Regions from separate parts of the Mus musculus genome. Here regions 1, 2, 3, 4, 6 and 7 are each linked to region 5. Evidence: chromatin loops called from intact Hi-C (ENCODE). Cell type or tissue: heart. All regions are shown on one strand. Region 1 overlaps Gm34346 (a long non-coding RNA gene). Region 2 has its middle 120 kb from the start of Gm40750. Region 3 has its middle 120 kb from the start of Gm34297. Region 4 overlaps Atp2b1 (ATPase, Ca++ transporting, plasma membrane 1). Region 5 holds the start of Atp2b1 (ATPase, Ca++ transporting, plasma membrane 1). Region 6 holds the start of Poc1b (POC1 centriolar protein B). Region 7 overlaps Atp2b1 (ATPase, Ca++ transporting, plasma membrane 1).

Region 1 (4,000 bases), 58 kb before region 5:
ATTTTGCATTTAGACAAACTCTAAATGTGTACTGCCACCTCACCTAAAGAAGAACCATTATTTATTTGGTTTGGTTTGATTTGGTTTGGTTTGGTTATTTTGGTTTGATGAAAAGACCTTACTATGTAGCTGGTTTTGAACTAATGATCTGCTTCAGCCTCGTGTCTGCTGGCATTACAGGTGTATGCCACCACACCATGTGACAACGTATGTTTAATCCTCCTTTTGGTAGGGATAAAATCGAGTGAACCAACCAGGTCAATGGTTACATGCCATAGACCTGAGCTTGGGTTAATGAATTCTAACAAAGAATGGCCCCCCATAACTGAAGCTACAACTTGGGTAACTTTGTCAGGTTGAAACCAGTTTGTGTGAGTGTGTTTCTATGTGTTTATATTATTTTATTTTGAGGAACAAGACAAAAATAGGTACAAATGTGATAGAACTCAATTTTAAATCACTAGCATATAATTTTTAAAAAATTCATCTAACATGCCGTTTCAGAATCTTCTACTTGGGCATTCCCTTTGCAATAGGTCTCACCTACAAACAAAAGGTGCTGAGTTAGAATTTAGTGAGTACTAATTATGTCCATTCTAATTATATTTGCAAGGACAGGTAAATGGCCAACAGACAGAGCCAGAAAACTCCGGGTAGCATTTGGAAGTGAAAGGGCAAACAGCTTCTGACTTAGTATAGTCAATTTAAAATTTCCAACTTTACAATGGTGTAGAAGGGTAGATGCTCAGTAGAACTACACAACAGTTTTAAATTTTTGATCTTCTCCCAGGCCAGCAACAGCCTGCTAAAAAACTCTTGGGATGCCAGCTTCAAGCAATAAGCTCGAGTCCCCAGTCACCCTTGCAAGCACAGGGATAAAGATGGACAGTTTATAGTATATTGTGTTGCCCAGACGTGATGTTTATCAGGTAGTAAAATTATATTCATCTGAATTATAATATTTTGATTTAAGACGAATTTATTCCTATGTAACTCCATTGAAAGTCAAGGATGCTCCCAGTCAGCTAATGGATGGATCACAGGGCTCCCAATGGAGGAGCTAGAGAAAGTACCCAAGGAGCTAAAGGGATCTTCAACCCTATAGGTGGAACAACATTATGAACTAACCAGTACCCCTGAGCTCTTGACTCTAGCTGCATATGTATCAAAAGATGGCCTAGTCGGCCATCACTGGAAAGAGAGGCCCATTGGACACGCAGACTTTGTGTGCCCCGGTACAGGGGAACGCCAGGGCCAAAGGGGGGGAGTGGGTGGGTAGGGGAGTGGGGGTGGGTGGGTAAGGGGGACTTTTGGTATAGCATTGGAAATGTAAATGAGCTAAATACCTAATAAAAAATGGAAAAAAAAAAAAAGAATGGATCAACAAGACGTTAAAAGGAGGAAAAGAATATGCTCAGAATACACTGTCTGTAAGGGCTAAAGTTTAAAAGGTTAATTAAAATATTTTATATATCTGTAAAAAAAAAAAAAAAAAAAAAAAAAAAAAGAAAGTCAAGGAAACTCAGTATCATTAACTGAGCCAATGAAGGGTTGTTGATATATGAAGAACAACTACCAATAATGAGGTTTTCATAGACAGCTGACCAGTGAATGACCCACTTCCACCTATAACTGTCTTCTTCAGTTCACTGGTGGCCCTAACTACCATACTCCAAGTCCCTAGGAAGCAAATTTAAATGCTGATTGCTTGCAGTTACCTTTTAGGGAATTGACCAGACAAATACCTGCCTACAAAGGACTAAGAAACCACTGCTGGTCAGATGTTGAAATCCAACTGTGAAGCAATGGAAACAAAGGCCTTCATGAATTCCTAGAGAACTCCGGAGCTGGCACAGCCCTTAAGGAATTCTGAATTTAGGCCAGAAGTTTGGTTCTTTGAGTTGTCCTCAGTACTAACAGCCATCAGTCACTGAATGCAAGCTGTCCCTGGGGAGGAAGCACGGACTTACACAAGGAGACTCCCTTTGGCAAAGGACAATGGCCAGAGAAACAGGGTGATTTCTGGAGAGGAAATCAGCTGTTTGCCTCAGGAACCAACACTCCCAGCTGTTGACAGATAAAGTAAGTGAGCGTCTCACACAGAAGAATTGGCAGTAGGTGCACAGAAGGCCTGGAAGCAACAGGAGCCCAGCAACCACCAAAGTTCCTTGCCTGGTTTTGCCTGAGCACCCCTCCTGCCTTCTTAAGCCTTCTCTTGCCCATCTAGATGAGAGGGCAGAGAGCTGAATTCCCATTAATTGCTTTTTACTAATTATTCTGATTTCCTATTCTATACATTTATAGTTTTTTCAGATGGTATTTTTCAATATAAGGAAAGGGGGGGCATTTATGGAGATTTTTTTTCTGATTCACACATTGTTTCACTTAACCTCAAAGTCAAAATCTAATTTTTGTTGCTGATGCTGCTGTTGTTAAAACACTTTATCCAGAGGCATGGAGAAAGTTTGGGAGAAGTCCACACTGTCTGCTGTCCTCCACAGGGCAGATCTTAGAGCTCTCCCCATCTCTCTTTTTATATATATATATATATATATATACATATATATATATATATGTATATATATATATATATATATATGCTAAGGATGTCTTTCTTTTATCACTTTGCATGTTCACAAGGTATCTTAAATCTTATTTTCCAACACAGCTTTACCAAGTATGCTGTGGAATCTATTGGTTTACTTGTTATCAGAGGTCACATCTATCTAGCCTTTAAATACAAACTGTGTGTGCTCGCACTCGAGTGCATATGTGTGTTTGTAGACATAGATAGACAGATCACACAGATGTGTCAACTGTCTCTCAGATGCATCTAAAGAAAAACCCTCAGAATCCAATCTTATGAATGTCGATGAGACTGGACAGGCTTACTAACTTCTGTGATTAAATATCAGGACCCAAAACAAGCTGTGAAGGAAAGGATTTATTCTGCTTACAATTTTCTATCGCTGTTCATCACCAGAGGAAGACAGGACAGGAACTCAAACAGGGTAGGGACCTAGAGGCAGGAGCTAATACCAAGGTCATGGAGGGGTGCTACTTACTGGCTTGTTTCCCCTGGCTTGCTCAGCATGCTTTCTTATAGAATCCAGGTCCATAAGCCAGGAATAAATAGCTTCACCCACAATGGGCTGGGCCCTCCCCTGTCTATCACCAATTAAGAATATGGCCTACAGCTGTATACCTCTTAGGGAAGCATTTTCTCCTTTCAGATGACTCCAGCTTGTGTCTAGTTGGTATAAAAACTAGCTGGCACAACTTCTGTTATGCACCCTCAAGGAAAATATTTCGATTCCATTCTTAGAAGTTTCTATGTACCTCTTTAAATAGCAACCAGCAAAATTCACAATTAGCAAGTGTTCTCGGCTATCGAGCTAAGCCCCTCCCACTGCAATTTCATACCATTCCTGTTTTCGTGCTCATGACTTGAGAGGAGCCGCCAACCACTCTATATTGACAGCCATTATTTTTCATATGCTGAACTTTACTATGATGAACTTATGCCTAAGCAGTCTCTGACACAATGACGTACCTTATTCAGCTATTGACTACTTCTAAATTATTTAGTAATGTTAATCTTATTAATACCTTCTCTGTAAATACTCTCACAATGTAACAAAGTTCATGTTGTCCAATAGCATTTGATTTGGAAAGACAAATGTTTTAAGTGTTGCTAGTTCAGTAATCAATCCTTGGAAATATAGCTCTTTTCCCCCAGTGGGCCAGTTCAATCTTTGGGGTATCATGAACAGATGCAAATTTCTTGATATGATTCCTCATATGTGACAGTGTTCAATGTAACATGTTTCCTGATGTTTACAAAATTAGAAGAAGAAAAAATGAATAAGTCTGTCAAACACATTTTCATTATATGTAGAGTTAAAAAGAACTGCCCACACAAAGACAAAACAAAGGTCTAAATTCACATTTTGAGGAACATCTAGAGGAAATAATGATTAGAATTCATTTTCACCTGACA
Region 2 (4,000 bases), 230 kb before region 5:
TTGCTCCATGATAGATTTCATTTATATTCCCTAATATCTACTTCTCTTTCACTTTGAGTTAGATGTGAGATTACACTTTCCATGGTCTGCTGAGGTTTTATGTGAAAATGTGATCGTGTGACCAGTGCCGGCTAAGGTAAAGTGAACGACACTCTGGACCAATGCTTTCTTAGCTTGAGTTGTGCTTGCCTTCCTTCTAATCTCTTGCTATTAGAACCCCTGAAACCTGGATATTTAATGCCATCATCACAAGGCAGTAATCCCTATGTGATGGTACAAAGCGAAGCACTTTAGGGGACCAGGAATGTAAAAGAAAGTTTAAGGTGGTTACTACAGCCTAATCTAGACTATAATGTCACATACAAAAGAGTGAAGAACATTGCCCAGCCCAACATCATAAAAATGATGGCACTATAACTCATTTAACATGCATTCCTTAAGCTCTTGCAATGAAAACTAGGATCTAAGGTGGGAGGATGGAGAAAGGAGAATTCTGTTGACTACAAAGAGCTCATTGTTAAACTGAAAAGGGAGAGAAAGTAATAATTTTATGAACACTTAATATGGAATAGAAGATTTGAAGGATCTTTGTCTAACCAGTATGCAGGTAAAACTTAGGAAACTGGTCCTGCCCGGTTCTTAATGTCGTCACTTCAAAAATTAACATGACCTATTTGCATGACTGTGTGTGCCTAGGCAACCTCTTAAAATGGAACGAAAACTTGATTTCTCTCTTTTAAAATACTGGATTGTGATTGATAGCCAAAAGTGGGCGTGTCTATGTACTCCAAATTCTTGGCAAAAACAACCTCCCAGGCAGTAGCTAGTGACAGACCTCTGGCCTTGCTGCTACAAGTTAGAAACAATGGAAAAGGAACCACTTCCCTGAAGCCCAGACTCCTGAAATGTCAGCCATTCTACAGATGTCTCTTTAGGTACAACGGGTCAGGAATTGAACTAGGTTCCTGGGTTGGACCAGTGAACAGAGCATGCTCCTAACCTCATTCCACAAGCCAACAGATACGGAGTACTACTGCTATTTGTTGCACAATTGCAAGTATTTAAAGAGCTATCAAAGAGATTTCTCTGGACCAAGCTGCGGATGGACCACTACCGGTCTTTGTATGGCGATACTGAGATTAATTAACTAAATTGAATTCAGATGAACCTAGAAGACAAAATGAAGATTACCTTTAAAGGGGACTGTGAATTAAACAGAAGTCCCTAGGATAAAATCAGTTCTCCATAAATCCTAGCTATTCAACAGTGGCATGGAAATGTTTGCTTGTGGGATAAAAAACAGCCCTCCGTGCTGAGGGAGGGGACCGGCTGTTTTTACCATATACTAGTTCTTGCTTTACCCGAGTCACTTCTCTATAAATATGAAAACACTGTGCTGGCGCTTCACAGTTGTGTTTTTATGTTTCCTCTGACATCTCTCGAGTCAGCCGTAGGGGGAAGCCCCTTCCTTCCTGCCTGCTTTGTTTTGGTTTTGTGTTTCATACCTTTCCTGGCAACAGGGTCAGTGTAGTTCTCTGGTTACCATAGAATCCAGCTTGCCCTCCTAAGCGAATGTCCCAGGGAAATCAGCAAAGTACAGGAAGAGACACACTAAAAGTCCCTCACGCTCGCCCGCCCGGATTGAGTCAACGGGCACATTCCATTCACACTCGTCCAAAGGGCTTCTAGGTGGGGTCCAAGCTAATATGAGTGGCAGCTTCCAAGTTTTATTGCTTCAAATTCCATGATCTGTCAAATTGGTTTTTTATCTTTCTTTGCAAGATTGTAAGCAGTTTAAATGAGTCTCTTTATTTTACTATTCTTTCATTTGCTGACTAACTCCTTTATTGCTTCTTAAATGAACTCTGTGGCACTTTTAACTTATTCCCCAGCAAAAGGGAATTGGAAAAACGTTCTTGGAGAAAATGGTAAATAGAATACAGAGTAAGAGCGAAAAACAGACTCCATTAAGAGTGAGCATCGATGGGGAGAATGAAAACCTGAGCAGATATTCAGCAACGAGCCATCAAGAGCTGAGATTAAAGCAATGCAGATTGCACGTGCAAAAAAACATGCATTTCTAGAGACGGGAAAAAAACTCGCACTTTCTCAGACCATATTTTGTATAATCCACTAATAACCTTCCAAAGAAACTTTTTTTTGTTATTCTTATATTTTGAATGGCGAAATAGAAATGAAAGGGGTCACAAAACCAGAAAGCACTTTTTACAGGGCTCCAAATCCCTCAAGAAAAAAAAAATAATAACATTTTTTGTTATTTCACTGCCTTATGAAATCAATTAGAACTTGATAGCCTCTCGGGGAGATTAAATTTTTTTAAAAATACAAAAGAAAGGACAATGGGGTCACAATGGGGACACGGCACAAATGCAAAGTTACAAAGAGACAGAAGCACATGGAAAAAACAAAACAAAAAAAAAAAAAAACAAGATTCTTTGTTCCATTTTCCGTGCAGAGGATGGTGCCCTGACATTCAGGGAACCAGCTCTGTGCTTTCTCTTGGTGAAGAAAACATAAAGTTCCCTGGAACAGGCCTGGGGTTAGTAGACACTGTGTCCTGCTACAATAGCAATAGCCATCGATAAACAACCACTCACAACTTTCTGTCTTGGTTAAGCTGTTATCTTCGTCTGTAAAAGGCAACGTGGGCTTTTTTTGCGGTGCTTTTAAAAGAAAACAGTCTGCCTTTGATGGAATGTCATCTTTAAACTTTGCTTAGGAGTGTGAAGGCATTCTGTCAATATCTTGGAAACGAAATCTCTGAGAAGCAGGTTTCTGGCCCTAAGTTACATTATTTACCATTGACTTTTTTTTTTCTTGTCTACAAAGCAAGTGGGGATTGCAAGTAAGTTCCCTTTCAAAGAATTTCAGAGCTTTTCATCACTAACATCTGAGTATATGACTTAGGAAAATGCAGAACTGCAACACTTGTATAAATTATTTAATGGGAAAGTGCCAATCACTAAAGCATGTCATTCAGTAAAGCACAAGATCACGAATTTTCTAGGTCATATACTGGCCTTATGACTGCAGGGAGGTCGCCCAGTTAACAAAGTGCTTTCTTAGCAAGCCCAAGGTCCTGGGCTCAGTCCTTAGTACCATACAATTAATTAATTATCTATTTTCATTTTCATTTTAAAAATTAATTTATTAACTCACTTTCAAAAGTGACATCATGACAAATGACTGGAAAGACAGATATTAAAATCTTTCACTGTGGCTGTTAAAATTTAAGTATATCTATTAACCATCTTATTAACTATTAACTATTAACCATCTTATCCCTAGAAAAAGTCTTAACAATGTATCTCTTTTATTTCTGCATTTGCAAAACTAAAGTTAAAGGTGATATTTAAACCAGGAATAGGGGCATATGCCTATATTTTCAAAACTTGGGAAGCTGAGACAGGAGGATTAGGACTTCAAGGCAAACCTGGACTACATAGCAAAAAAGAAGGTTAAATTTAATAAAACATATTAACAATATTTTAGAATGCAAAATTCTCTGCTTTCTAAAAATGGCTTTATAGGGTCAGCTGTTAACACCCTATCAGAAGGTGAGTAGAGTCTGCCCATGTTGGACATTCAATGAAACTTACCAGTTTTCCTTTATGTACAATAGGAGTCAACCCACAATCATGGATGGAGGTTTTATAGACCATAAAGTAAACAATCTGTGTAAGATGGCTGAAGGTTTATAATTATTAACCAGGCAGAACCTGTGGACTCAATGTCTACATACACCTGCTTAGAAGAAAGAAAGAAAAAAAAGAACTGTTATCTTTCTATATCTTTTTTTTTGGGGGGGGGGGGTCCAGACAGGGTTTCTCTGTATAGCCCTGGCTTTCCTGGAACTCACTTTGTAGACCAGGCTGGCCTCAAGCTCAGAAATCTGCCTGCCTCTGCCTCCCGAGTGCTGGAATTATCTTTCTGTATCTTAAATACTCAATATAGGTTTCTGAATTACTATTTCAGAAGA
Region 3 (4,000 bases), 250 kb before region 5:
GTGACATTTTGCTACGGGATGTTTTCGTTCCTCATATACTCTGGCTATCAAACCCTGTCTGGTGTATGGTTTATCAATATTTTCTTTCATTCTATAGATTATCTCTTCACTCTGTTGATTGTTTCCTTTGCTATATGACAACTTTCATTTGACATCATACTATTTCCTTTGGTCCCAATACTTAGGAAGAATTACCCAGAGAGTCTTCATCAATTACAATGTCATGTCTCGGACTTCTTCTGCTGGCTCTGTATTTCTGCTCTGGCATTTTCTTTCCAATTCATACTCAGTTGATATTTTCAAACACGCTGAGAGAGAAGGGTCTAGTTTCATTCTATATACATATACCCATTTTCTCAGTACCCTTTACTGAAAATACTGTCATTTTAGTATTGCTCTTCCCAGCATCCTTGCTGAAGATAAGTTAGCAGTGCATATATGGGTTTGTTTCTTGATTTTCTATTCTGTTGCAATGACCTTAGACCTTGTTTTTGTGCCAGTATCATGTATTTTAATTATACTTGTTTTGTACTATATTTCAGAACTGGGTAGTATAATGTCTTCTGTTTTATTCCTGTAATTAAAAATGTCTTTGGCCATTTGAGTAGTTTTTGTGTGTAAGAATTTTGGGATTTTCTTTTCTGTTCTATGAAGATTGTCACCAGCGTTGATTATGACAGGGCATCACTGCATAGTATAGGCCAGCCTTGAACACACCATGTAGCCCAAAGGAACTCATGATCCTTCTGATTTATTCTTTCAAGTGCTGAGAGTATGCAGCTGTATATCGCCACTCCATATCTGTCATTGGTATTTGCTAGGAATTGACTTGAATCTCTATGCTGCTTTGTGTAGTATGCATATTTAAATGACTTTGATTCTTCCTATCCATACATATGAAATGTACTTTATTTTGCCAGTCCTCCTCAATTCCATTAGCTAATGTCTTGTAGTTTCCATTGTGAAGACTTCTTAGTCCTTTGATTAAATTCATTCTGCTCTTTTGTTTTGTTTATATAGCTATTGTAAGTCTGACTGCTTTCTTAATTTCTTCTCCAGATGTCCACAAATGGAATATAACGATGCTACTGATTTTTTATGCTGGTTTACATGCTGCAATTTTGCTAATTTTCTTTATTAACTCTAGTAGATTTTAGTGGAGTCTCAAAGGTTTTCTACACAAATCGTATCCTCTATAAAGAATGACAATTTGGCATCCTCTTTTCCAACTTAAACACCTTTCATTCTTTCTCTTCCCTATTTGTTCTAAATGAACTCAATTTAATCTTGTTTAGTCCTTCCCCCTTTAGATTTCAATGACCTCACAATTTGAAAATAAGACTTAACTATTTTTTACATATACATATCATTTATTCTACTGGATACGGAGCTCCATAAGGATAAAGAGAGCTTCTTTTGCATTTTTATTAAAGACATGATACTAAAAGGATTCTGGATAGAGATCCAGAATAAGAAAAACCTGCAGGAGTTCCAGACAACCATAAGCCTTTTCTAGATTTCCATAAGTGGCTGACCCTTCTTCCTGAGTTGTTCTTCTATAACCCATTCTTTGTCCTGCCATCTTATATAACTTACATTTAAATCAGCAAGCTTTGATTATAAAAGGGCCAAGCAGTGCATCTCGCTGTTGTGATCCATGTGGCTGGTACAGGTTGTACGTGTTCAATTTTTCCTGAATAATATGTCAACTGCTCTTGGCACAGGCTTGTGAAACTCTTGTTTTAACAAATATCAAATTGTTCATTGAATTTATATTACACTCTATCATTTTAAATGGTGGTTTTTATCTTTCCAAAAGGCCTGGAATTAAATGACTTTTTCTCTTATTATAACTAATATCTTTCAATCTCCTCCTGTGTCATTGCACCATAATGCCTGTTATCCACCTTTAAAAATCTGAGCTCTCTTCCAAACTCTAGTTCACATAGCTCAACTTTTATAGAAATCTCTCTGAGACTTGAACAAAAGCTAGTTATGAATTCTTCTATCTTACACTTAGTAGTGCAATTTGAAATAACAGTGTGTGCTTACACAGTTGCCCCACCCACTATGAAAGGAGTTCTATTCAAAGAGCAGAGGTTGTCTCAGTTGTCTCCTTAGTCTTCAGGTATTGGCACACAATGAGCATTCATAAAATGTTTTTGTACTTGTATCATGACTATTCCCAACTGAGAAATGCAGTCACTTCCCAAGACCCAAAGACATGTTTGTCTCAGACTTGGTCAGATAACATCAGGCCAAGAAGTCAGGGAGTGGCAGTGAAGAGCAGCAGCCAAGGATCCTGGTCAAGAAGTGCAGAACTGGTTCTTTGTGCTATGCTCCAAGCACTGGGAGGCAATAATTGCCTTTTCATTCATTTTCTAAAGAATGGAAAATTGCATGTCTTGCCAAGTGGCCTTGCAGATACTTCCTCATGCAGATTAAGCACTCAGTGAAAGCAAGCTGTGGGCAGGTATTACAGAGATTAGCTTGACTGTGGGTGGCAAGCCGCTCAGACTTGATGCTGCACCTTGTTTACACTAAGAGGGGAGAGGAAAGGAAAGGTCTAGGAAGGGAGGCAAGAAAAAAACCAAAATGGAAAGAAAGCACTTTGTTCTCATCTAGAAGTGCATGGAAATGCCATTCACAGAAGGCCAACGTGAAAGAAGTGAGAGACAAAGGCCTGAACACTACTTGCCCCCAACCTTTTATTCATAGCATCCATGGAGGTCATTGTCTTCCCTAACCCCACCACCTTCTTCTTCCCCACCACCCAGTCTATCACAAATGTATCCCTGCCTTTTAACAATGTCTATAAAAGAGAGAAAAGTCTACATGAACATGCCCAGAAAACCAGAGGTGAAAATAATTATAACCCACTTGTGAAGTGCAGGTTCAACTCCAATGCTTACATTCATTAGAAGCTGTCTATCTACAGAAGTTACATCTGTCTGGGGACAGTTTTCTTTTTGAAGTATAAATTCTGTATATTCCTCGACACCTAAATGTCAAAACTTAACATCTAACTTCAATACTACTCGCTCAGATTAGAGAAGGGAGAAAGTCGCAATGAAAAGTAGCATATCTATCTTTAGGTTTGAATTTTTTTTAATTTTGGGGGATTGGTTTGGAGGACATGTGATGTACATGCTCCATGGCCCCTTCTCTGCATCACCTTGTGAAGATCAAGATCAACATCTGTTTCATTGATCTGACTAGAAGAGAGAACTGTATGCAGAATTCAAGCCAAAGAGAAACCTATTCAACAGGCCTGGAATACCCAGGCTGACTTTCTACAGTGATTAAATTGCCCACATAACTCTTTAATCTCCCTCCTAAATGCTATCAAAACAGAACTGTATCCCTGTTTTATCAGCTATAAAAGAGAGCTTACTCACTTAAATAAGCAAAACTTCATTCTTAGTCCTCAGAGCAAGCCTGGGAGTGTGGTCCACACAGCAGGAAACTGACATGTGAGGGCTTTTGGCCATGGACCATCTCTACTGTTAGATTCTGCCAGAAAAGCTATATATAAATCCTGAAATTCACTTTTGGGGGAGTGTTGCTGAGCTGGGGAAGAAAAATTGAAAAATAAATGAAGAGATCAGTCCACAAGGTTATACAATCATCTACATAACAGCACAGTGATTCAGAGAAGACCAGAGATCAAGCCTGACTCTTCTGACCTCATTAATTAAACTCTGAAAGACCTTGTGTTAATTTACATTAACCTCCATGTCTTCTGAGCTCATCTTTAAAGTGGAATACTTTTCTCTACCTTGATCACATACTTCTGGAAAAAGTCAAAATACAAATGTCCGAAAATTATTCTCTTTGCTGTTATTACCGATGTATTCTGAAGGTAAATAATTGATGTAGGCAAAAAGAGATGGGTGTCTACAAAGCCCCTAACCTTTCTGATGTGAGATATATCAGGCTCTTATGTACTCAGTCAGACTAGAGGTTCATCCATTACATAGGACACAAACCATCTGAGGAA
Region 4 (4,000 bases), 57 kb after region 5:
TTAACATTAATCACGTATATTTATTCATAAAAGGAATGCTGATTGGTTAGGGTTGTAGCCCATTAGCAGAGCACTTACCTAATATACATAATCCATAGGTTGGATGTCCAGTACTGCAGAAGGTGTGTATTGAACTTCAGTTTCAGATATATGACTGACTGCCCTTCACACAGCCATATTTCTGTATTTTGTTGCTGTGAGTGACTAGAGTCTTTGTTTTCTAATTGTTGGATATACTTCTCCTACTGTCTTGTCATCTTTTGTGAGTGTGATTTCTCGTTAATTTGTAGTACATATTCCTTTATTTTGAGTAGTATGTTTCATTGTTTTTTAATTAGTTAATGAATTAATTGGAAATTTTGCTTCTAGAAATTCTGGGAAGAAGAGATTATTTACTCTTGACAACATGGTAGAAGCCATGAATGGTCTCTGGAGAACTGATTTAACAGTTATTTTCCCTTTATTGTGTGTGCTTTGAGGCAGTAAGTGAAATTACGCACTGTTTTTCCCTCTTCATGACACTGAGAATTAATGTCTCCTAAAATGTGTATAAATTGATCGTGATAGTTCATATACAAATAATTTTTCATCTTGAAATACTCTTTTAAAAGATTCCAAAACATTCTATTGTAAGCATATTTGTGTTTATTGTTACACAGTGAAAATGGCAGCAAACTTCATAGAAATATTTCCCAGTGACTCTTCATAGCTTTCACTTATTAGGAATATTTCACTCCAAGATCTTAACATTGTGTCACTGATCAACCAGGTGAATTAGGATCAACTAAGCAGCTGGGTTTGTGTGGCCCCTACATACTACTGTGTCTAGACAGTAAATACATGCCTTTTTGTTAGAGTAATCTTTATTCAGGGGCCGTGAGAACTGAAGTGGTTCTTCACACTACATGGGTTTTATTGCTGAAACTAAAGGTATCCCCTGTCCCTTCAGTGCATTTGTTTATGAGTCACTCCCCGACACGGCCTTTGAGCTGACTTGGTGCTTTGTGTGTTTCATAGATTCCATATATCTCCCTGAGATGGAAGGGTATTGGCAATTGTTGCAGGAAATTCTGAGTATAAAATGGAACACAGGGCCCCTAAAGAAGAAGCTAGAGAAAGTACCCAAGGAGCTAAAGGGGTCTGCAGCCCTATGAGGATCAACAATATGAACTAACCAGTACCCCACAAAACTGTGTTTCTAGTTGCATATGTAGCAGAGGATGGCCTAGTCAGCCATCAATGGAAGGAGAGGCCCTTGGTATTGTGAAATCATATGCCCCAGTACAGGGAAATGCCAGGGCCAGGAAGCGGAGTTGGGGAGGGAGGGTATAGGGGACTTTAGGAATAGCATTTGAAATGTAAATGAAGAAAATATCTTAATAAAAAATTTTTTAAAAATTAAGTTACATCTGGCACTCAGAAATTTTACCATAATATATATGTGCCTTAAAATTGCTCAAGTATAATATTAGAAAGTGTCTGCTCTGTGACAGGTACTTTTTAGGCCCTGGGCATATATCCATGAGTAAAACAAAGATCTGTACTTTATTCTCAGAGGAGCGGGACAGTTCACCATGTTAAATGTATAGTGTCTAAATTAAATACACTGTGGTAGCGTATTAGGCTTAAGAGGACAATGAGTGGAGAAGAGAACTCATGCTGGAGTCGCCTGCCTTAGTCTGGGTCGTCTGAAGGAGCAGCTCAAGGTTTTTCTTAGGAACAGCAACAACAAAAACACTAACACTTACATTACATAACTTTGTTGTGCTAGATTGGTACTTCCTTACAAATGTAAGTCCATTTTATCCTTAAAACTCCTTCGTCCTATTGTATGGGCAAAAAGAAGGTTAAACAGCTTGCCCAAAGCGACACTTCAGCTGTGGTATCTCTGAGACAATGCTTTTAACTGGCACAGGGGCTGCTTTTTGTAAAAGCTCAGCCCGTATACCTTACAGCAGGGTTGAGAGACCGAGAAAGAGCTGCTTTGTTCTTGTCTCTTAATTTTTCCCCTCGGTGGAAAAACAGACTTATTTTTGGAGTTAAATGGTGGATAAATGGTCTTGTGTGTCAACTCTGTCAGTAACAAAATGCCTGAAATAATCAATGCTGGAAGGAAGAAAAGGTTTTAGAGATTTTTATCATGATCACTTGGCCCATTGGCCTGGGGCTGGAAGGAAGCAGTAACTATTAGCAAGAGTACATGGCCAGGAAACTCAGGGAAGGGCCCTTTGGGAGGCATTCAGTAGCCAGGCTGTGGAGTTCCTCTCACACTGAGGCCCTTAGAAGCATGTCCTTCTGTCCAGGAAGCTGGGTTTCTTGCTTCCCCATTTTTCCTACCAGCTTACCACGTGGTCTCTAAAAAGGTACCATTTGAGTCCGTTCTCAGGAATACTACAAGTAGTTATTTGTAGACCAGTAGAACATGTTTGGGCCAGATGAAATTTTCCCATCCTTCTGATTAACTGTCATAATTCCTGAGAGGGGGATTGAAATTAAAAGTTCAGGGTAAAATGAAGGTGAGACTTGGAATGTCATATTTTTGCGGTATGTTTTAGAACAAGCATGTATCTCACGTTCCTCGGAGCTTTGTGCTAAAATAATCTGTTTATAACATCCTAACACCTAAAATTCTTTTAAACTGTTCTTCTCTCGTGTTTTACTTTCCTCTATCGAGTCTATTATTCCTGCTCTAAATCCCATTTCTCGGTCCGCTAACTTTCACGGTGGCTTCGGGTATCTTTTCTACCTTACCCCCGTTATCTTTCTTGTGCTTTGTGCTGGGTGGCAGAGAAGACTCTGCTGCAGGCTTCTGGATGCATGCCTCTAGCTCCCGTATCATATTTGTTATGTCGTAATACTGCACCAAACAAGGTATAAAAGTGAATTAATACAAATTAAAGACAGATGCTGAGTTACCGGGCGTGGCTTCGTGCGCCACAGAGGGAAGAAGTCAGGTGAAGCGGAGCTTTCTAAGTGATGATTATCAAAATGAGGCAAAAGAGGGGCTAAAGTAAAAACCAACAGGGGAAGCTAAAGACGTCATTAGGAACAGTGGCGGTGCATGATGGGAGGCAGGAGAGGCATAGCAGCTGTTGTCATTGGTTGCCTAGTTTCCATGTTTTAAGTGGCAGCTGATATTTGCTCTCCCTAGAAGTAAGTCTCTGGCACCTGTGTACTTTGACCTTGTCTCCATGTGGTGATACAGTTTAAGTCTTAGAGAAAATCGACCTTTCCCTAGGGATAAATCATTAGTGACTTAGGGGCTCTTAAAAAAAAAATGCTCTCATGCCCTGTGGTTTGGGCTCGGTTTTGCAGATTAGCACCAATGTTTGCATGGCTGTGGTGTGTTAGCATGTACGGTCTTGTGCTTCTGAGTTCCATGTCGCTCCCGCACAGCCTGGTCCGAGAAAAGGGTTGCTTGCCCCTGCAGTAGAGCATTGAATGCTTTCTCTGGTCACTTGTTTTCATTGCTTATAGATTTTTTTTTTAAGCTGTGTTAATTAGTTGTCCAACTCCGTAGCAAGCATATAACTTTAAAAGTCATACTTGAACCTGAAGTAACATGTCATTGGCTTTCTATTATGCTTCTAAGTTTCATTGTTAGGTGACAGTAGATCGAATTCCCTTTCTGTCTTCTGAACATATTCCTGGAGTTCTCCTTCTTGCTTCTGCATGTTCCTCCTCCCCCGTACTTTCCTGGTCTGCGGGTTTCTGGTGGTTGGTACAGCCTTCTGGGCAGTGCCATCCAAAAGCCTATTGATGATATCACAGGCCATCACCTGGGTGTTCATAGTTCCCATATGAACAGTTCCTGCCCAGGATTCTCCTTCGCCTTGAGGGTGGAGCCCAGTTCCTCATTCTTTTCCTACAACTCCGTTCCTGAACCTCTCTAAACCTTTCTGCTGAAACTGTCACCTGTGTGGCTGCCAAGTTAGAAACTTGAATGGCTTTGATTTCTATGTGAATTTTTTAAACCCATTCTGGTGTAGTCGTTAAGCCT
Region 5 (4,000 bases):
TTTAGTTCAAGCAGAGATTACAGAAAGATGGGACAGGATACACATCTTTAAATGTGTGGATACAGTCAAGAATATCCTTTTTTAAAGTAGAAGTAATCATGAGCGGTTTTCTTTTGAACTGGTTGGACCAGAGTCGGCTACCTTTTACCGTCTAAATACTGCACGGTACTCTGCATGATTTTTTTTTTTTTTCTTGTTCCTTTCTCCTCGGGAAAGATGAGGGCAGGATTTAAGTATTATGAATTAAAGACCCACTAGCTCGCCACAGGTAGGAAAAAAAAAAAAAAAAAAAAAAAAAAAAGCAGCAGCCGCAGCAGCAAACCCAAAAGAGAAACACGAGGACTTCAAGCGGACCTTGCGAGGCCTGCTTGCACCGGCTAGAGGACACGGTTTGGGCGCTGCAGCGGGGATCCCCGGTGTCGGTGGCCGGGCCAGCGCGCCTACAGGGCGAGTGGGCTCTCTTCCCAAAAGGGAAGGCACTTTGGCTGTCGGGCGAGTGCGTCACCGTCCGGGACAGGAGACAGGTCCGCTAGGGAGTGGGCGCCGAGCCGCTCTCCCGTCCCGTGACCCGGCATCGCCTCCACCCGGGGGCGACTCGAGCGGGACCCCAAGTGAAGGGCGTCCCACTGCGGCGGCACTCGTCGCTCTCCGGCTTCCTCACGTTGCAGGAGCCGCCGGGCCGCGCGCCCAGGCACCGGCGGTGACGGACGGAGTCACCGCCCCCTCCTCCCCCGCCGCCCCCTCCCGCGGCCCTCCCCGGCCCCGACACGTCATGGAAACACAGACGTCAGAGCCCCGACGGCCAATCGGAAGCCGCCGCAGGAGGGGAAGGGAGGGGGCGACAGCGCAGGAGGGGGCGGGGGCAGCCGGGAGCCCGGCGCGCAGGGAAGGAAGAGAGGGAGGGGCGCGCGGAGGCGCGAGTCGCCCGCCCCGCACTACAGGCCACCCTTTCCACACCGCGCGCTGCAAGTTCTGATCCCCGCCGCCTCACCCCACCCCGGGCGCGCGCTCGCCAGGCGGGGCCGCGCTCGCCGGATCCTCCCCTTAAACGCCCTCTCCGGGAAGCGCCAGTCCCGGTCCGAGCGGCGCTACCTCCGCTCGTGCGCGCGCGCGCGCCCGCCCGCCCGCCCTCAGGCTCCCCGCGGGCCGCGTCACGTGACCGCGCCCAGCCAAGGCGGCAGCGGCGGCCGCGCGAGCATCCGCAGCGGTGGCAGAGGCAGCGGGAGCAGCTGCGCTGCCAGCGTGGAGCGGGAGGCGTGGAGGTGTGGAGAAGAAGGGAGCGTCGGACCGGAACGGGTGAGCGCCCTCCTCCCCCCTTGCCTGCTCGGGCGGTCTCGCGGGTCACCCGGTGCACACCGGGCCCCTGCCCCGGAGCTGGCCGTTGCCCCTTGAGCTCCGCGTCTGCGGACCGGTGTCCCCGGACCCCGCCCCGGGTTGCACCCCGCCCGTTGCTGCTGCTGTTGCTGCTGCTGCGGACGCCGGCGCGGGGCCGGTTGAGCTGCTGTGCCGAGCGCGGCGCGCCCTGAGCGCGGCTTTGCGGAGCGGAGGAGGCGGGTCCTGCGGGGACGCGAGCGGCCACTCGGCGGCCGCCGGGCTCTGGGCGGGGGCCGGCCGGGCGCCGCCTCCTCCTCCTCCGCCGCCGCCTCCTCGCGGTGCAGCGTGAGTAGGGAGCCCCGGCTGGTGGACGCCGAGTCTCTGGGCTCCGCCGCCGCCGCCTCCTTCCCGAGGTGCAGCCGCACCTCCGCGTGGCGCCCCGAACCCAGCGAGCCGGCTGCGGGCACGTCCCGCGACCCCTCGCCGCCATCCCCCGGACCCACCCGCCTAGCTTTCCTTGATTCTTCCCCTCGGAAAAAATGGTTCCCGCTGCGGGCGAGGTGAGTGGCGGCCGGTGGCTGCCCGCGGCGGGGGCGGCCACCTGCGGGGGAGGCCGGGTGGGGCGCGCAGGGCGCGGCGGGGGTCCTGACAGCTGGGCGCGGGGTGGAGCGCGGCGGGTCCCCGCGAAGTTGGCGGCGCCGCCGGGGTTCGCTCCTGCTAGGAGACCGTAAAGGTGAGGAGGCTTCCTCTCCGCGCGCCTCGGCGCCGGGTCCAGCTCGGAGTCGCCGTCCCGGTGGCTTCTCGTCTACACCCGAGGGCTCTCGGACTTCGCGGGGCTGCCCCTGCTGCCGCCACAGCCCATCTGAACACCGGTCGCCCCTACCCCGGCATGTGGTGACCTTGAGGGCAGCGGTGCCCCGGCACTCCCTCTTCCTGCGACCCGGGAGGGTCACCCATTTAATCCCTGGCTTGGGCCCCCGGGAGGTACTGCCCGTGCAAGGTGAAGGTTTGTCGTCGGCCCCCCGGAGAGGATGGTGTGATAGATGCCTGTCAGACAGGACGGTGACTCCCGGGGAGTTGAAGAGCCGCCTGGACGCTCTCTTCAGGTCTTGAGTCTGGCCCCCCAGGATGTTCACGGGTGCTTCCGATTCATGTTTATGTACTTAGTTTAAAAGGGGGAAAATCTGCTCTGTCCTCGGAAAGGGTCAGTAAGAAAGGAGGGTGGCATTCCTATTGCGGGGGTGGGGGGGGCGGAGGTGGCGGGGGCTTCTTCTCTATTTCATCTTGCAGGAGAATTTTGTGTCTTAGCTAGTTAGCGACCCCTGGGTCTGCGCCTCGGTCTTTGCCCAGGTTGGTCTCTGCACATTTCAGTCACCAGTTTACTGCGGGACTCTAGCATTGGGAATGCTTTTGCTGTTGCGGTGATCGGACCCGCAAGGGGAAGCTGGGGCTGGTCTGCGTGGGTAAAAGGGTCTGCAGGACCTTGGTAAGGACGCGAACCTCCTCGGTAGGCTGTTTTTTTTACCCTTCCTAGGGGTTAGAGCGCTGCAGACAGCCACCTTTGGCTGCTATGCATGCTACTTTTCTGGGTTTATTAATAATCTAATGACTCCTGTCGGTATCGATTGCTGTTCCTGATAAATTAGTTATATGGATTTTTTTTTTCATACGAGTGGAGGTATATGCATGTCTGGACTGTCTGCCTTTCAACATGGAAGGCTTTGTTGTGCTTCACCTCCCCCACCTGAGGACAGTCTTACTTTAAAATAAGGTTCTTGATCCTCAGCGTAGGTGTATTTTATAATAATAAGTACTTGTAAGGACCTGGTTTGTACAAAGCGCGCATAGGGCATCCCTTTGGATAGTGGCCCATTTGAGTGAATGGAGAGCCTTCACTTGCCCTGCCACCAGCTTTCCCTAGGGAGACTCCCTGTCCTTGTGTGTGGCAGAGCCGGATTGGGGGAATTAAAAGAGGGATTGGAAGGGGGAGAATCTGCTTTTTGTACTTGTATGTTTCATTTAGCACCCATCCCTTTTTTTCCCCTTCCTGGTCAGTTCAAATTTGAAGTAAATAGAAATTTTTTTTTTTTTTTCTTGTTGAGAGCTTTTGAAAGCTGGTGTAGGAAATTGGGCCTTTTAAGCCATGTTTTCAGGGAGATGTTTTACTTTCTACCGTGCTTTGGATAAAACAGTTAAATGGCTGTCATAAAGGGTGGATCTCTGTCCCGATTTTGGCTTGGGTGTAACTGCAAAGATCTTCGAAAAGTAACTGTTATTTCCTACCATATACTCTGCAAAAGTGAGTCACATTCGGGTGAGCTGAGGACAGAGCGCCACCTTTGATCTAAAATTTTGTTATCCCCCCTCCCACCCCCGATCAAATGATGAAAATTAAGAGTACGCCTTCATAATGCTGTCGTCCTCAGCCGTGTGCCCCCTTAGAAGTAAGGGAGAATATGTCTTCATTTTTCTATAATTTCAAGACCTTGAGAGGAATTTCAGCCACTGTATGGGAAACTACGGTGTTTTGTTTTTTTAGTTGAAGCTTGAGACCTTACTTGCCATTCTGAGATGAGGGGAGGAACAAATTTTGACTCGTGTTGTTAATAAAATAAGAGGATATTGATGGTCTGGATCAACGGAGGGGTGGAAGGTAGTGCGGCAGTGTTGTCAACGTTGTTTAGCC
Region 6 (4,000 bases), 190 kb after region 5:
ACAAGCAAGGGTTTAGTTCATTAGGCACTCTCCAACTGAGCTACATCCCAGTGCCAAGTTCTTGAGGGGAGGGAACTATGTTGGCATTCAGGGGTTTGTTTTGTTTATAACAAAGTTTAGCCCTTGGTGTCAAACATATAACAGATATTTAACATCCACCCATGTGTCAAACTAATACGGTATTGCACTTACATAATTGCTATATAGTGGTTAAGACTAAACGCAAATACAGCGAGGGAACCTGTAATTACTACACTTTTTATTTACACACAACATGTACCTTACCAGTTTATCACGACATTCCACTGCCAAGAAGTTGTGTTCCGTATGTAATTTTCAGCTGAGTCTTTTATGCTCCGGGGCAGGGTTTAATGCTGTTGTTTGTTGTCGAGGGGTATGAAGAAGCATCAAAATGTGGCCTTCCATGTACAAACTGCCACCGACAACATTCTCTAGCTTTGAAACCCTGTTGCTGAAGCACAAATGATAGTATGTGTGGGGAAAAAAAAAAGTCTAAAGTGGGGACCGTTATTGTAACCACGTGGTCTAGAAACTTTAAAGTTTCCAAGTCTTCCGACCACTTCAGGTGTGTGTGTGAGTTTAATAAGGCATATGCAAACAAGCGGTTGAGAACAGAATAAATCAAATAGATAATAGAATACTATTGAATAAAGAAAAACAGGGTGAACATGTGAATAAAATATTACCCATCATGTGCTGCCAGCATTTGTATCTATAGTACGTGCAAAACCAGTAATTGAACACAAGGAACTTAGTCCCGCTCAACGTCCTGTTACTGTCTAGCTTGTGCACCCAAGCTCCCCTCTCCGGAGTAGCCGAGTTGGGCGCCGTTCTCTTTAAGGTGTAATAGAATCCTGATTGCATCGATCACCGACTCTCCTCCGCTTCGCCACCACCGATCACATCTCTCTCTCTCTCCAAGTCCCAACCCGCTTCCCGACAACAACCCGGTAGTCCGCTACCTCCGAAGCTCGCGGGGCTCGCTGTGTGCGCGCGCGGCGGACCCCCCGCGGCGCGCTCCCGCCAGGCTCTCGGCTGTCGGCAGCGCGCGCGCGCGCGGCGTCTCGGGGCTCGTCTGGCCACGCCTGGAGCGCGGGCTTTGATTGGGCCGCCGTTGTTGTAGTGACCGGGAAGCGCCCGCACTCCAGTCTGACGGTTCCGGGCGCCGCACGGTCCCCCCTCGTCCCCACCCCTCCCTGGTCCCCCAAGGCCCCGGGCGCCGTCCGCTCCCCGCATGGCCTCCGGCCTGGTAAGGTCCCCGCCGCTACCGGAGCCGATCATCCTTGGGCGGCGGGACCGGGAGGAGGGGAACCACGCCGAGTCTGGCAGGCCTGGGAGGTAGCCCCGAGACCCGGAGCTCCGCAGCTCGCTCACCTCCCCGGAGCGGGACGCCGTGCCCGGGTTGAGCGGTGAGCGCTGCTCCCGGAGAGATCCCGGCGCTCGGGGCTGAGGCGGAGCTGGCTCCGGGACTCGCCGGCTGGGTTCCCGCGGCGCGCCTGCGTCAGAATCACCAGGGAGGTTTAAAGAGCGCGGGAGGCTTCGGCGAGCATCTGCAGCTCGGTGCGGTGGGCGGGTCCCTCGGCGGCTCGCCCTGGTGCCTGGGCTGGGGGTTCCTCCCGATGGTGGGGACCCCTCCGGATGGAAGCTGGGGCAGTGCCCGAGCCTCTCAGCCGGGTTGTAATGCCCACGCCTCTCTCGCTGCCCGCTGATGCTGCGGGGTCCTCCTCTTCGATCCCGGGGGACAGGCAACGTTGACGTCTGATGTCGAGAGCTGGAATTCTGCACCTGCTTTCAAACCTAACAACTTTCCATCCTAGGAGGATCCGATTCTGGAACGTTCTTTTAAAGGTCACAAAGCTGCCATCACCTCCGCTGACTTCAGCCCCAACTGCAAACAAATTGGTAAGTTGTTTTTGTTTTTGTTTTTCCTTTCTTTCTTCTTTCCTTTTCTGACAGTAACCAAAGCTCACTTGGCAGAAAGCCTTTCTTCCATCCCTGCCTGAGTGAGCCAGGCGCGATGGGATGTACCCGGCCACTCTGGGTCCCTGGGTCTTTGCTGGGTAAGGACTCGACTGGTCCCGGCCTGACAGACAACTTTCGTGAACTAACCACCAGGAGGAGTGAGTGGGAAGGGGAGGGGTTTGTGATCGGCCCGAGGAGGGTGGAGTATTGGCTGGAGAGTTTGTGAAAAGTTCTGAGACGAGCAGGAGGAAGTGGGGACCGACCAGTTGAGCACCACCAGAGGCCGGGGAGCGAGGGGGTCTCAAGTGACCCCTGGGAAACTCCGGTGTCGGAAAGGAGCCGAGCGCCTACATGAAAGGAGGAACCTTCTCGGAAGTTCGCCCCTACCTGAGCCGGGAACTCCAGCTTCAGGATCCGCGGCGCTTTCCCCGCGTGCTGGCTCGGTGGCCGCGTCTACACACGACCCGTGAGGATCCGGATGGCCGTGAGGTGGACCTGGGCAGGCAAGAGCTGCCTGCTGCTGGCCCTTTTAACACTGGCTTATATTCTGGTGGAGTTCTCAGTCTCCACTTTGTATGCCTCTCCAGGAGCCGGCGGTGCCAGGGAGCTGGGGCCAAGGCGGCTCCCGGACCTTGATACAAGGGAAGAGGATTTGTCTCAGCCTCTTTATATAAAGCCCCCTGCAGATTCCCATGCTCTTGGGGAATGGGGGAGAGCAAGCAAACTCCAGCTCAACGAGGGGGAACTGAAGCAGCAAGAAGAACTTATTGAGAGATATGCCATCAACATTTACCTCAGTGACAGGATCTCCCTGCACCGCCACATAGAGGATAAAAGAATGTATGAGTGTAAAGCCAAGAAGTTCCACTACAGGTCGCTCCCCACCACCTCCGTTATCATCGCCTTCTATAACGAAGCCTGGTCCACTCTGCTTCGGACCATTCACAGTGTTTTAGAAACTTCTCCAGCTGTGCTTTTAAAGGAGATCATCTTGGTGGATGACTTGAGTGATAGAATTTATTTGAAGGCGCAACTTGAAACTTACATCAGCAACCTGGAGAGAGTTCGCTTGATTAGAACCAATAAGAGAGAGGGGCTGGTCCGGGCCCGTCTAATTGGGGCCACTTTTGCCACCGGGGATGTCCTCACTTTCCTGGATTGTCACTGTGAGTGTAACACTGGTTGGTTGGAACCACTTTTGGAGAGGATCAGTAGAGACGAAACCGCAATCGTATGTCCTGTCATCGACACTATTGACTGGAACACTTTCGAATTCTACATGCAGACCGGGGAGCCCATGATTGGTGGGTTTGACTGGCGTTTGACCTTCCAGTGGCATTCTGTCCCCAAACATGAAAGGGACAGGCGAACGTCAAGAATTGACCCCATCAGGTCCCCCACCATGGCAGGAGGACTGTTTGCTGTCAGCAAGAAGTATTTTCAGTACCTGGGCACCTATGACACTGGCATGGAAGTCTGGGGAGGCGAAAACCTTGAGTTGTCTTTCAGGGTTTGGCAGTGTGGCGGCAAGCTGGAGATCCACCCATGCTCGCACGTGGGCCACGTGTTTCCCAAGCGCGCGCCCTATGCTCGCCCCAACTTCCTACAGAATACCGCGCGGGCGGCCGAAGTGTGGATGGATGAATACAAAGAGCATTTCTATAACCGAAACCCCCCAGCTCGGAAAGAGGCCTATGGCGATCTTTCTGAAAGGAAGTTACTAAGGGAACGGCTGAAATGTAAGAGCTTCGACTGGTATCTGAAAAATGTGTTCTCTAACTTACACGTCCCCGAGGATAGACCTGGCTGGCACGGAGCCATCCGCAGCATGGGCATCTCTTCCGAGTGCTTAGATTATAACGCTCCCGACAACAACCCTACGGGGGCTAATCTTTCGTTGTTTGGATGCCACGGTCAAGGAGGCAATCAGTTCTTTGAATATACTTCAAACAAAGAAATCAGATTCAATTCCGTGACTGAATTATGTGCAGAGGTCCCCCAACAAAAGGATTATGTA
Region 7 (4,000 bases), 80 kb after region 5:
AGGAAGTGGTGGACGGGGTCAGCAAGCTGCTGTTTTCTGTTTGTACACCTATACACCGCTGTGTAACAATTCTCTTATAGAAATGTGAACTACCTCTGCATAATTTAGTGTGGCCGTATTCATTTCTTTTGGAAAGCTTTAATTCCCATTTTGTTCTTACAGATAAGAAACAAGATGGAGCTATTGAGAATCGCAACAAAGGTAAATTCAAGATGATTGAAAAGTACAGTTAGCTTGTTTTCTTTTACCTCCAAAAATAGATCTGCTGTGTACTATATTTATCCAAAATTAGGGAGCATGACAGGGGACGTCAACAGCGTTAACTTGGATTAACCTCTCTGGCCACTGCTGGAGTCATGCAGAAGAGAGTGTTAATTACGATCTGTGCTGCCGTGCTCAGGTAGCTTTCCTAAGGGTTGCAGAGTGCTTTACATGCCTGAAATGAAATAGTTGGTAGAAAAAAATCTGTGTAGTGTAAAGTACATTTAAACATAGGCATGTTTTTCTAATGTGTAATCATATACAATATTCTACATTGGATCATAAATTACATGAGTAGGATCTGTAGTCTTCATCTAACCTCGTACCTAACATCACACGAAAAGAAAGAAATTTAGTATTCTTTATTCTTAGTTTAAGGACTGTATATGCTTTATTCCTGTCACTGAAGGTGACATCCTTACATCTGGAACAGTACCACAGGCTAATCTCACTGTTGTCTTATTCACTCTGTGTAGCCATCCCAATACACACACATACACACACACACACACTCTCTCTCTCACACTTACACTTGAATGTTTATAGTTCAGTCTTTTTCTATCAGAAACTGATTTTATAAAAAGAAGAAGAAGAAAAGAAAGAAAAAGAAAAAAGAAAGAGTTTCGAAATGTTTATCATGCCTTTACAATACAACCAAATTGTGTTTTCTCTGAACTTAGCAAAAGCCCAGGACGGCGCGGCCATGGAGATGCAACCTCTGAAGAGTGAAGAAGGAGGGGACGGTGATGAGAAAGACAAGAAGAAAGCAAATCTGCCAAAAAAGGAAAAATCCGTGTTACAGGGGAAACTCACAAAGCTGGCTGTTCAGATTGGCAAAGCAGGTACGTACGGCAGGCATGGGAGAATGACAGAAGGAAGGGTGTTTGTTCTCAGATACCTGTATCTGCTTTAAAAGTGGCTTTTTTTTTTTTGGTAGATATTTTTAGATATTTTCTTTATTTAGATTTCAAATGTTATCCCCTTTCCTAGTTTCCCCTCTGAAAATCCCCTATCCTCTCCCACCCTCCCCCTGCTCCCCAACCTACCCACTCCCACTTCCTGGCCCAGGCATTCCCCCATATTGGGGCATAGAACCTTCACAGGACCAAGGGCCTCTCCTCCCATTGATGACCGACTAGGTCATTCTCTGCTACATATGCAGCTAGAGCCACAAGTCCCTCTGTGTGTACTTTTTGGTTTAGTCCCATGGAGCTCTGGGGTTACTGCTTAGTTCATATGGGAGCCTGATGTATCTGTCTCCTGAGAGGCTCTGCCAGTGCCTGGCAAATACAGAAGTGGTTGCTCACAGCCATCCATTGGACAGAGCACAGGGTCCCCAATGAAGGAGCTAGCGAAAGTACCCAAGGAGCTGAAGGGGTTTGCAGCCCCCTAGGAGGAACAACAATAAAAGTGTCTTCTGCCACAGCGAGGGCATTTTGGAGGCATAAAGGATATTAGAAGAATATTTTTAACTTTTGAATTATCATAGACTCATAATATGATTGCAGTAGACAGACCCTTACTCCGCCTGCTGGTGAGGTAATTGGTGGCCAAGTTGAAATTAGTCCCCAAGTTTGTTTAACCTACAAGTCCGTGCAGTCATGTCTAAATTTCTAGGGTTAGAAATGAAGCCAGGCAGTGGTGGCAGAGGCAGGTGGATTTCTGAGTTCAAGGCCAGCCTGGTCTACAGAGTGGACTCCAGGACAGCCAGTGCTGCACAGAGAAACCCTGTCTCAGAAAAAAAAGAAAAAAGAAGAAGAAGAAGAAACGAAAAGGGTCTGTCAGGGAGACTGTTTAGCAGATTATCGAACCCTAAACGTTTCTTGCACGCACTCTGCTCAGCCTTTTATTGGCTGTCTGTGAAAAAAAAAAATGTACTTTTCTGAACACAGACATTGTGTTCATCTGAGGATACTTAGAATTGTGAAGCTGATTGGCTGAAATGCTGCCTTCGCTAGACAGCAGCACCTATGGAACCAACGCTGCTTTTCAGAGGAGAGCCCGTGGTAAGACAGCGACGCCAGCATTGTCGCCTTTTGACAGATGCTGTATGCAATATGCATGCATTCTGAGAGTCATGCAGACAGCATCACTGGACAGCTAGGCATATAATGGGCGAAGCAGCCTGCGCTCTATACTCAGTAGGCGTATTCCCTAGTAGCAGATACAGTGCATATCAACTGACTCATACTGTAGGAAAGGGTGTTCTTGTGTAGTGATAGCTACTTGAGTAGCTACTAGGTAGGATATTAGACCCAGATGTCTAGACTTGCTTGATGTTTTAATACTCATTTGTAACACATCTCATAGGGGCTCGATGTTTTGTAATACGTAGTTAACATTCCTTTTTCGGAGTTAATGAATCAGTGATGATAGACCAGTGATCCAAGTAGTGTAATTTTATGTGTATATTTTAAAACATGGAGTTAATTTAATTTCAAGACTGTTAAGTTGACCTGTCTTCCTAACGTCTCTCAGAACGTTGAACATAGCGAGCAGCAGCTTGCACACTGACCTGTGGGAGGTCACTTGTATTTGCTTCTTAAATTTGTCTCCACCTTAGACAAGGCGCACACAAAAAAATCCCAAAAAGCTTGTCTCTCAGTTCTCTGGGGTCAGGGTTTAAGTCTGGAGAGTGTCTGATGTGATATGTCAGTACACCCTGGAGAGAACAGCTGCTCAGGAAAATGGAAAAAGAAATATCTTAGCTGGTTATAAGAATAGCCTTATAGTGCTATTACAGAGTTGCAGTGGGTAGCGGCTGCTACATTTAAACAATTGTCCTGTTTCCTGCCTGTATAGGTCTGCTGATGTCTGCCATCACAGTTATCATCCTAGTGTTGTATTTTGTGATCGATACCTTCTGGGTTCAGAAAAGACCATGGCTTGCAGAGTGCACACCGATCTACATCCAGTACTTCGTGAAGTTCTTCATTATTGGAGTCACAGTTCTAGTGGTCGCCGTGCCGGAAGGTCTTCCGCTGGCAGTCACCATCTCACTGGCTTACTCAGTCAAGGTTAGTGATGGATAGTTAAGTAGCCCTATTGTTTAAAGCCTCCGCTGGTTAGAAAATACACGCCCAGGGCATCCTTTTCTGGCCTGGAAAGTGGAGGGTTTCCATTTCCTTAAAAATGCAGGCAGTGATTCCAGGACTTCTGTGCACAGAGCCGCTCACTTCACGAGGAGCAGCAGCCTTGTGAGGTCTCACCGCACCCTCTCTCCCACTCATAAAGTTGAGGTCAGGGTGTGTGCAAATCAGGATTTGGCACACGAGGCAGGATGCTGAGCTTGGGCCCAGTTCCTCAGCCTTGTTGTTTCTGCTTTGCTGTTCCTACAAGGAAGTCTTCCATATGTGGGCAGATTTATATTTCCAGAAACAATTCAGATAATATTTGCATGTGTAAAATCTTTTGCCTCCCTTCCTATGGCTCGCAGAGTCCTGCTCATTCTGGCCCTTGCCCATTGTGCCTATCTGCCCTACCCACTCTCCCTCTGGTCCAACCTTCCCTGCTGATGTTGAGACATGCCATCTGGGATTTGCCTTTCATAATGGGTTTGCAGGTTACTCTCAACAGAAGGATGCTGCTCTTGTAACTTGGGAAGGTAGTTACCATTTCTCCTTAAAGAACATTTCTGACAATGAGAAATCTAACCGTCTTCTTCCGTGCTGACATTCTCCCTTCAGTGTTCTAAATGTTTTACAAACGGCCAGTTATAAGAATTTGTTTGGCTTACTGT

The links. Hi-C counts contacts between places; a loop is a spot of excess contacts. Peaks named below come from ENCODE experiments on the same cell type or tissue, not always from the same donor. Only the 100,000 strongest peaks of a DNase experiment are listed, where the experiment ranks them.
Region 1: a loop joins it to region 5, with 4 times the contacts of the local background. A loop is called at or near these places in 6 of 42 quality-filtered maps.
Region 2: a loop joins it to region 5, with 5 times the contacts of the local background. A loop is called at or near these places in 3 of 42 quality-filtered maps.
Region 3: it touches region 5 in a loop (2.3-fold over the local background); 2 of 42 quality-filtered maps call a loop at or near these places.
Region 4: a loop joins it to region 5, with 4 times the contacts of the local background. A loop is called at or near these places in 9 of 42 quality-filtered maps.
Region 6: a loop joins it to region 5, with 3 times the contacts of the local background. A loop is called at or near these places in 4 of 42 quality-filtered maps.
Region 7: a loop joins it to region 5, with 3.0 times the contacts of the local background. A loop is called at or near these places in 9 of 42 quality-filtered maps.

The regions. Positions count from the first base shown.
Region 1 is chr10:98,855,618-98,859,617 of GRCm38, forward strand. All of the region lies in intron 6 of Gm34346 (a long non-coding RNA gene), which reads right to left. Among named protein-coding and RNA genes, the nearest start is that of Gm34346, 25 kb to the right of the region's middle. In heart, no CTCF peak of the experiment used is centred here; a DNase peak (open chromatin) is centred at 1,954; H3K27ac peaks cover 524 bases.
Region 2 is chr10:98,682,870-98,686,869 of GRCm38, forward strand. No RefSeq gene overlaps it. Among named protein-coding and RNA genes, the nearest start is that of Gm40750, 120 kb to the right of the region's middle. In heart, no CTCF peak of the experiment used is centred here; a DNase peak (open chromatin) is centred at 1,532; H3K4me3 peaks cover 358 bases; H3K27ac peaks cover 1,306 bases.
Region 3 is chr10:98,658,608-98,662,607 of GRCm38, forward strand. No RefSeq gene overlaps it. Among named protein-coding and RNA genes, the nearest start is that of Gm34297, 120 kb to the left of the region's middle. In heart, no CTCF peak of the experiment used is centred here; a DNase peak (open chromatin) is centred at 2,334.
Region 4 is chr10:98,970,269-98,974,268 of GRCm38, forward strand. The region is part of intron 2 of Atp2b1 (ATPase, Ca++ transporting, plasma membrane 1); the gene reads left to right. Among named protein-coding and RNA genes, the nearest start is that of Atp2b1, 57 kb to the left of the region's middle. In heart, no CTCF peak of the experiment used is centred here; a DNase peak (open chromatin) is centred at 2,263.
Region 5 is chr10:98,913,498-98,917,497 of GRCm38, forward strand. It overlaps Atp2b1 (ATPase, Ca++ transporting, plasma membrane 1), which reads left to right and starts at 1,655. Exons shown (of 21, transcript NM_026482.2): 1 at 1,655-1,874. In heart, CTCF peaks have their summits at 585 and 1,661; DNase peaks (open chromatin) are centred at 934, 1,494, 2,074 and 2,674; H3K4me3 peaks cover 3,516 bases; H3K27ac peaks cover 3,364 bases.
Region 6 is chr10:99,105,954-99,109,953 of GRCm38, forward strand. Poc1b (POC1 centriolar protein B) reads left to right here and starts at 1,129. Exons shown (of 12, transcript NM_027740.7): 1 at 1,129-1,270; 2 at 1,839-1,923. The coding sequence starts at 1,256. It overlaps Galnt4 (polypeptide N-acetylgalactosaminyltransferase 4), which reads left to right and starts at 2,182. Exons shown (of 1, transcript NM_015737.4): 1 at 2,182-4,000. The coding sequence starts at 2,462. In heart, CTCF peaks have their summits at 2,124 and 2,329; DNase peaks (open chromatin) are centred at 1,128 and 2,148; H3K4me3 peaks cover 2,966 bases; H3K27ac peaks cover 2,214 bases.
Region 7 is chr10:98,993,705-98,997,704 of GRCm38, forward strand. It overlaps Atp2b1 (ATPase, Ca++ transporting, plasma membrane 1), which reads left to right. Exons shown (of 21, transcript NM_026482.2): 7 at 163-201; 8 at 942-1,103; 9 at 3,064-3,278. Among named protein-coding and RNA genes, the nearest start is that of Atp2b1, 81 kb to the left of the region's middle. In heart, a CTCF peak has its summit at 1,791; no DNase peak of the experiment used is centred here.